Regions from separate parts of the Homo sapiens genome. Here region 1 is linked to region 2. Evidence: chromatin contacts called from ENCODE Hi-C data. All regions are on one chromosome and are shown on one strand. The core of a region is the stretch at or near the end of the contact, and the rest is flanking DNA. Distances in the headings are between cores, read along the strand shown.

Evidence for each region. Hi-C counts contacts between places; a loop is a spot of excess contacts on that map. Pooled maps may share reads with other maps.
Region 1: a pooled map shows a loop between it and region 2 (6-fold over the local background). The contact joins the promoter of EIF3L here to the promoter of DMC1 in region 2. A Hi-C loop is called at or near these places in 1 of 37 single-sample maps with no recorded cell type and 7 of 50 pooled maps.

Annotation. Positions count from the first base shown.
Region 1 is chr22:37,847,782-37,851,325 of GRCh38, reverse strand. EIF3L (eukaryotic translation initiation factor 3 subunit L) reads right to left here and starts at 1,907. Exons shown (of 13, transcript NM_016091.4): 1 at 1,844-1,907; 2 at 1,263-1,311; 3 at 1-46. The coding sequence starts at 1,876. It also overlaps a transcript of ANKRD54 not described here. RefSeq lists enhancers at 1,221-1,742, 1,743-2,265, 2,266-2,788.
Region 2 is chr22:38,568,387-38,571,941 of GRCh38, reverse strand. It overlaps DMC1 (DNA meiotic recombinase 1), which reads left to right and starts at 1,759. Exons shown (of 14, transcript NM_007068.4): 1 at 1,759-1,899. LOC105373031 (a long non-coding RNA gene) reads right to left here and starts at 1,442. Exons shown (of 2, transcript NR_134627.1): 1 at 1,348-1,442; 2 at 584-1,189. RefSeq lists enhancers at 1,024-1,073, 660-1,170 and a silencer at 1,474-1,763.

The DNA of each region.
Region 1 (3,544 bases), core at 658-3,157, 720 kb after region 2:
TGCTGTTCATACTGACGTTCATAAGCAAGGTCCTGCTTTGGATCTCCTGGAGGTTGGATACAACAAATACAGAGTATGCTCAAACCCACATATATGATAGAACGAAATGGCAAGACCACCCCAGAAACTAAACTCAGGTCTGCGTAAAATTCCCTTTTGAATACTCAGAGATACAAACATCTCAAGTCACTCCCAATCTCGTTGTCCCTGTTTCTTCAAAAATATTACCATGACTTAAAGTTATTTTTCACTTATTATCTGTTTTGCACCCTTCTCCCAAGTCTAGGAAGTCAGGAATCTCGTCTGTCTTGTACTCAGACATACCCTCAGGGCCTAGAAAAGTGTGCGTTGGAGGGGAGAGAGGCAAGACTGTTGGAAAGTAAGTGGTAACAGGTACTTAATATTTCTTGAATGAATAACTGTCACCTTTTAAATATATGACTGTGCCAAGTTACTACTAATAAACCTCTCTGCTATATTTTCTATTCTTTAGGAGACATTAACATACAGAACTGCTGTAAGGATTAAACAAAATATTTCATACAAAGTACTTAGAACAATGGATAACACTGACTACTAAGTCAAGTCACTATAACGTTTCAGGAAACCTCAGACACCTCCTAAAAAGATTTCATTCGGGCTTGGTTTGAATTACTTAAATTTTTCACATCAAGATTTTCTTCCTTGGGGCAGGCGCGGTGGCTCACGCCTGTAATCCCAGCACTTTGGGAGGTTGGGGCGGGTGGATCACCTGAGGTCAGGAGTTCAAGACCAGCCTGGACAACACGGCGAAACCTCGTCTCTATTAAAAAAATTTAAAAATTAGCTGGGAATGGTGGTGGGCGCCTGTAATCCCAGCTACTCAGGAGGCTGAGACAAGAGAACTACTGCTTGAACGAGGGACGCGGAGGTTGCAGTGAGCCGAGATCGCACCACTGCACTCCAGCCTGGGGGACAGAGGGAAACTCCATCTCAAAAACAAAAACAAAAACAAAAACAAAAAAGCTTTTCTTATTTGGCTAATAGTTTACACAAGAAAACCATAGCCAGGTAAGTAATCCTTCTCTTCCAAGACTGAGGTGGACTATGATAAAAAGCCTGGTTTATTAGGCTTTATAAAACCCCTCGCACTGGCAGCTAATGACTGACTCCAAACCTGGACCATCAAAGAGCAATTTTTGATGCCTGTCAGAGCTGGTTCTAAGACATTCCAAAGGAACTGATCCCTACGAGTACTCAGCCAGCCTAACCCGTGGTCTCACCTGTGTGCATATCATAGTCGCTGGGATAAGCGTAGGGGTCATAAGCCGCCTAGAAGGAAAGAGACACAGTCAAGGACAGCCGCCAAGTCGTGAATTCAAAACGCTCATCCTAGAGTCTAGATGCCAAGCAGAGAGCTAAGGATACAGAGGCGAATAAGACACTGTGCCTGCCTTTGAGGAACTCACACGCCTTAGAGAAAAGGGACAGTAAACAGACAATGACAATACAACATTACGGGTGCAATGAGGTGGAGCAAAGGACAAGAGGCTGTGGGAATCAGCGAGATTTGACCAGACGGAGCCTAGACCAAAAAAACTCAGGTGCAGAAACACAGAAACGTCTAACAGGCCTTAGTCTCCGGTCTTAGAAAGGGGAAGGACAAGCCAATCGAACACGCGAAGTGGGCGGGCAGAGCCAGGGTTGTCTAGGGACCGGGAACTGTGGGAGCAGCCTGAGGGCCGGGCGGGAGGTCGGCCGGAGCTGGCCGCGACCCGGAAGCTGCCTCGCGCCGGGACCCACATCCAGTGGTCCCAGAGATCACCCCGTCGTGGAGCCCACCGCGCCCTTACGGCCACCTTACCTCAGACTCATAATCATCAGCGGGATAAGACATGGCTGCCTCGCTTGCGAGCACCGCCGGAAAGAGCGAAATGAGCGGCCCGCGCCTGCGTCCTGAGGCCGGAAGTTCAGCCCCACTCGGGCCTGCCGGGAAACCGGAAGCCTTTCCGAGGCCTCTGGCCATCTGAGACAGCCATATCCAGAAGGAAGAGGAGCCGCGTTCCGTGGCTCACACCTGTAACCCCACCAGTTTGGGAGGCCGAGGCGGGCGGATCACCTGAGGCTGAGGCCGGGGGTTTGAGACCAGCCTGACCAATATGGAGAAACCCCGTCTCTACTAAAAATACAAAATTAGCCGGGAGTGGTGGCGCATGCCTGTAATTCCAGCTACTCGGGAGGCTGAGGCAGGAGAGTCGCTTGAACCCGGGAGGCGGAGGTTGCGGTGAGCCGAGATCGCGCCATTGCACTCTAGCCTGGGCAACAAGAGGGAAAACTCCGTCTAAAAAGAATAAGAGGGTTACAAGTAGCCTGAATTTTCCTCTCTTCAAATAGGGACTTCTCAAAGAAGGTGAATCTATAATAGTGGTGTAGATTCAGATATAAGGACACGTATTTGGCGTAAAGGAGAGGCAAAGTTAGAGGAACCAGAAAGAATGCTACACAAAAGATGGCCGGCTTCTCGCGTGAAGGAAGATTCGGATACGGGGGCCTGATGGATTTAGTTGTAGGCGGTTTGCCTGCAGCGAGTAAATTATTCAAACGTTCGGACTTCACAAGACTAAACTTACTGGGGATAAAAATTGAGATTTGGCCGGGCGCGATGGCTCACGCCTGTAATCCCTACACTTTGGGAGGCCGAGGCGGGTGGATGATCTGAGATCAGGAGTTCGAGACCAGCCTGGCCGAAATGGCGAAACCCCGTCTCTATTAAAAATACAAAAATTAGCCGGGAGTGGTAGCGTCCGCCTGTAATCCCAGCTACTCAGGAGGCTGAAGCAGGAGAATCGGTGGAACCTGAGAGGCAGAGGCTGTAGTGAGCCGAGATCGCGCCACTGCACTCCAGCCTGGGCGACAGAGCAAGACTCCGTCTAAAAAAAAAAAGAAAAAAAAAAATTGAGATTTGGTCCCATGCAGTAAGAGGGAATGGAGAACAGGAGCCACCCAACTTTGGACATTAAAGTTGGAGCAGGCAAAGATGAGGCCAGCTGTGTCGCGAAGCCTGGGACATGGGCAGCTCTTGAGTACACCGGGTTCGAGGCCAGGGGAAACCCTCAAGGTAGAGATGGGGTTATAAAGCAAACCAATAAAAACCGGTGTATGAGTCAAGGAGAGGCCTTAGTTTAGCCATCTGCCCATACACAACACCTAGTGGAAATCCGAGTTCCAGTCCCTACTCCGCCACTGATTTGCTGTGTGACCAGGACTCTCTGGGTCCCTTTGTCACGCCGCCCTCCTTGCTTTTCCCACTGAGGCACGCTCCACCTCTGGGATTTTGCACTCACTGTTATCCAAGTCTAGAATCGAATGCAGTGGCACCCCCACTCCCATTCCCTTCCCCATCGGTATCTGCATGGCACCTTCAGGTGTCTGCTCTGATGCCATCCACTCAACATCCTATTGAGAATTGCAATGCCCAGCCCCAACTCCCTATGCTGCGTTCTTGTTTTGTGTTTCTTCCTTGTGCTGTCACCAGAGGTGACACAAATTTGGAAATAATGGAGCT
Region 2 (3,555 bases), core at 510-3,009:
TTCAGATTTAATTTTTTGATCTGTCTGGAATTTATTTTGGTATAATGTGTAAAGTGTGGTTCCAATTTTATTTTTCTTCCAGATGGTTACCTAGTTGTTCTAACACTATTCACTGAATTCATCATTTCTCCACTGATGTGAAATGCCACCTTCATGATATTCAGAGTTTTTGTATGATACGAAAGACAATTTTTTTGGTTCCGATTTTAGTGGAAAGTCTTCATGTGCACTTTTTAACTGTCCTAGAGTTTGTTGTTGTTTTAAATATCTTAAAAGTTGTCTCTAACCATCGATATGATACCCAGATAAGATTTTTCTCCTCCCTTCATGAATTTGTCATTACCCAGCTCATTTTAGTTTTTTTAAGTGTACTGCACACAACCTTCAAATATTATGAACATTTCTCTCTCCCAGCTGTCACTACACCAAACTACATATGTTATATTTCCCTAAATCATCTTGCTGTGCTCTTTGCAGCTCTTCTGTAGACTGTTGATGTCTTCACCTAACGAGTTGCTCAAAAGTTCCCATAATTATTTAGGTGAGGCCTCAGAGCGAAAGCCTTTCACCACTATCCAGTTCCTCCCCCAAATGGGCATTCATCTCCATATAACAAGGACGACTGTGTTTGGGGGAAAATAACAGATTTGGAAGCACAATGGCAGTTATTTGTTGGCTCTTAAAACAATCCACCTGTTGGGGGGGTGCGTCCTACACAAAATGCCAACTGCTATTGTGGGAATGTTTTGCTATTTATTCCACCAAAATGATTCAGACAGAAAAAACAAAAAGGATCGCCCTGTACTAGGTCTTGAACCCAAAGAACTGTTTGCACAGAGATTCATCCAAGATACATCACAGCCTCCACCTCGGCAGCTGCTCTCTCAAATGTTTCCTGACTCTCCCCAAGTCAGTCTCCGCGTGAGGGGAGGAGGAGGATGCTGCCAGCGATGGCGCTGCTGGCACGAAGGCTGGCCTGCGACTTCTATTTAAAAGCTGAACCAAAATATACTTGGCGTCTGTGGTCTATTTAAAACTTCAAGTTAAGACAGAGAAAAAATTACTCTCCATCCTGAATGGGCCTCGGGTGTCTCAATCACAGACAAGAGTGGCAAATGGTGAGAGTCAGAAAGTGGGAAATTAGGAACGCTGAGGGAGCACGGCCAAACTCTGAAGCCAGCATGAAAACCTGGAGGTGAAAAGAGAAGCCATGGGCAGCGGGGGCGGGGGGAAACGGGCCCGGATTCGACCTTCTAAGCCAAGGCTCCATCTGCAACCCTCGCGACCAAGACCTATCGCCAAAGTCAGCCACCTCTGCTCATCGCCCCTCCCCCGACTCAAGGCTACCTCCTCAGAACCCCGCCTCAGGGTCTTCTCCCGGACTTTAGCGAGGTGCTCAGCTCGAGGGACGCCCCAGCTCAACGGTCTCCCTTCAAGGCCCCGCTCCTCAGCGCGCTCCTTCCACAGCGCCCCTCCCTCCCTCCCTCCGTCATCCCAGCTCGCCACCCGCTGGGGCTCCTCTTCGTTTTCCGCGCCTCAGCCCTCGCCCCGCCCCCTCGCCCTGAGCCCCCTCCAGGCCACGCCCTCTGGTCCCCCCACCTGTGAGCCCGCTCGTTCCCCGCCCTTCGGTCTTCGCCCCGCCCCCATTGCTCCCCGCCCCTCGTCGCCCTCTGTAGGCCTGCTCCCTCCCCGCCCTTCCACCCTCACCCTGCGCCCCGCCCCGGCCCCTTGGTCCTCGCCCCGCCCTCCTCGTTTGGCGCCAAACCCTGTGGTCAACGGCGCGCGGGTCTCCAGGCTCCGTGTTCTAGGCCCGAGTTAGAATCCTGTCAGCTGAGGAGGTCGGGCGGGGCAGAGGGGCTTCACCTTGAAAATCTCGGGGAGACTGTGGGTACGAGGGGGGTAAGTGGCAAAAACGAACAGCGTGCGAAGACTCTGAGGGGACGCTCGTTTTGAGAAGGCGCGCTTCCCTTTCTCGCTCCTTTTTTGGGGTCCCTGGGCTAGTGACTTTGAGCGTTCCGCTCCGACCTTTGGGGAGGAATTTTAGTGATCTTGAGGGATTTCCAACCTCATTTTCAATCGAATCGGACCTGAGTCTAGGAGAGCCCGCCTCATCCTCCTGACCAGGGAATCCGGTGTCAGGAAAATGTCCGGCGGCCGCAGGGGGTCTGCCCAGGCCTCCTGCTGAGGGAGGCGTCGAGGGCGACCCGACCGCGCTGCTGCCCCCACCAGAGGGGACAGCTGGGTCGTCTTAAACCGGGGGATTGGGGAGCCCTACTTTCAATCCAACGGTTCAGTCTATCAACGGCTCCTTGAGAGATGGGGGACAATCTTTTCATTTCATCACGGGGAGAAGAAATGAATGCTGTTTTTCTCTTCGATGGGGACAGTAAATGTGGAATTGGGGTACTCATAGCTAGCCATCTGAAGGACAGTGTCCCCGAAGATCCCATCCGAACGGTCTCGGTTGCCTTCCATCCTTTGCCGTTTGAGGTGCTGGGTGGTAGGACCCTGCTCCTGCCTTAGTATTAATGGTTCGTTCCCTTTGTTCTAGGGTCCAACCCCTGACTTTGGTATCAAATGAGGAAATGGAATCGACCAAGAAAAATGATGATTTGGACCGCATTTTATTGTAATAAATAAACACAATCACGCCTTGTGGATTCCTGAGATTTCTTTTTGAGTCTACAATGTTAAAAACTTTAACTGCTTATCAGCCTTAATATAATATTATGATCCACCAATTTTTTTTTTTTTTTTTGAGACTGAGTCTCGCACTGTCGCCCAGGCTGGAGTGCAGTGGCATGATCTCGGCTCAGTGCAACCTCCGCCTCCCAGGTTCAAGCGATTCTCCTGCCTCAGCCTCCCAAGTAGGTGGGATTACGGGCGCCCACCACCACGCCCGGCTAATTTTTTTGTATTTTTAGTAGAGACGGGGATTGGCCAGGCTGGTCTCGAACTCCTGACCTCGTGATCTGCCTGTCTCGGCCTCCCAAAGTGCTGGGATTACAGGCATGAGCCTCCACACCCGGACCACCATATTTTTAAATCTTAAAAAAATCATGAAACTAGTAAATACTGTGAAAGAAAGTATAGCTAATGTTCTATGAAACAAAAAGGTGGATGTTACAGGAGTACCCATTCATAATCAGCAGGCAGGAAGGCATTCATCATAGATGAGAAAAATAGAATCCATTTATTGAGGACAAAGTTGGAGGTGTCAGGGAGGACACAAGGAAGAATGATATAATGTCAAGGTTCCTAGAGTATTGTTGTTAAACATAAACAAGAAAGGTTAAAAGCAATATGCAATTCTAAATAACATTCAAGGCAGTAATAAAGTCATGATTAGCTGTGCAATGGAAACCAGATGATAAGTGATCACTGTTGGGGAAAGAGAAGAAACTAAATAAGCACCCCCCAATTTGCCCCTCAGGCATCTGTGTGCATGTGGGGACACACACACACATGCACACACACACACACACACACAAGAAATAATGTCACATGTCTCGCAGAAAGAAGATAGGCTGGCCTCATCTTTCCAAGCTAAATGCT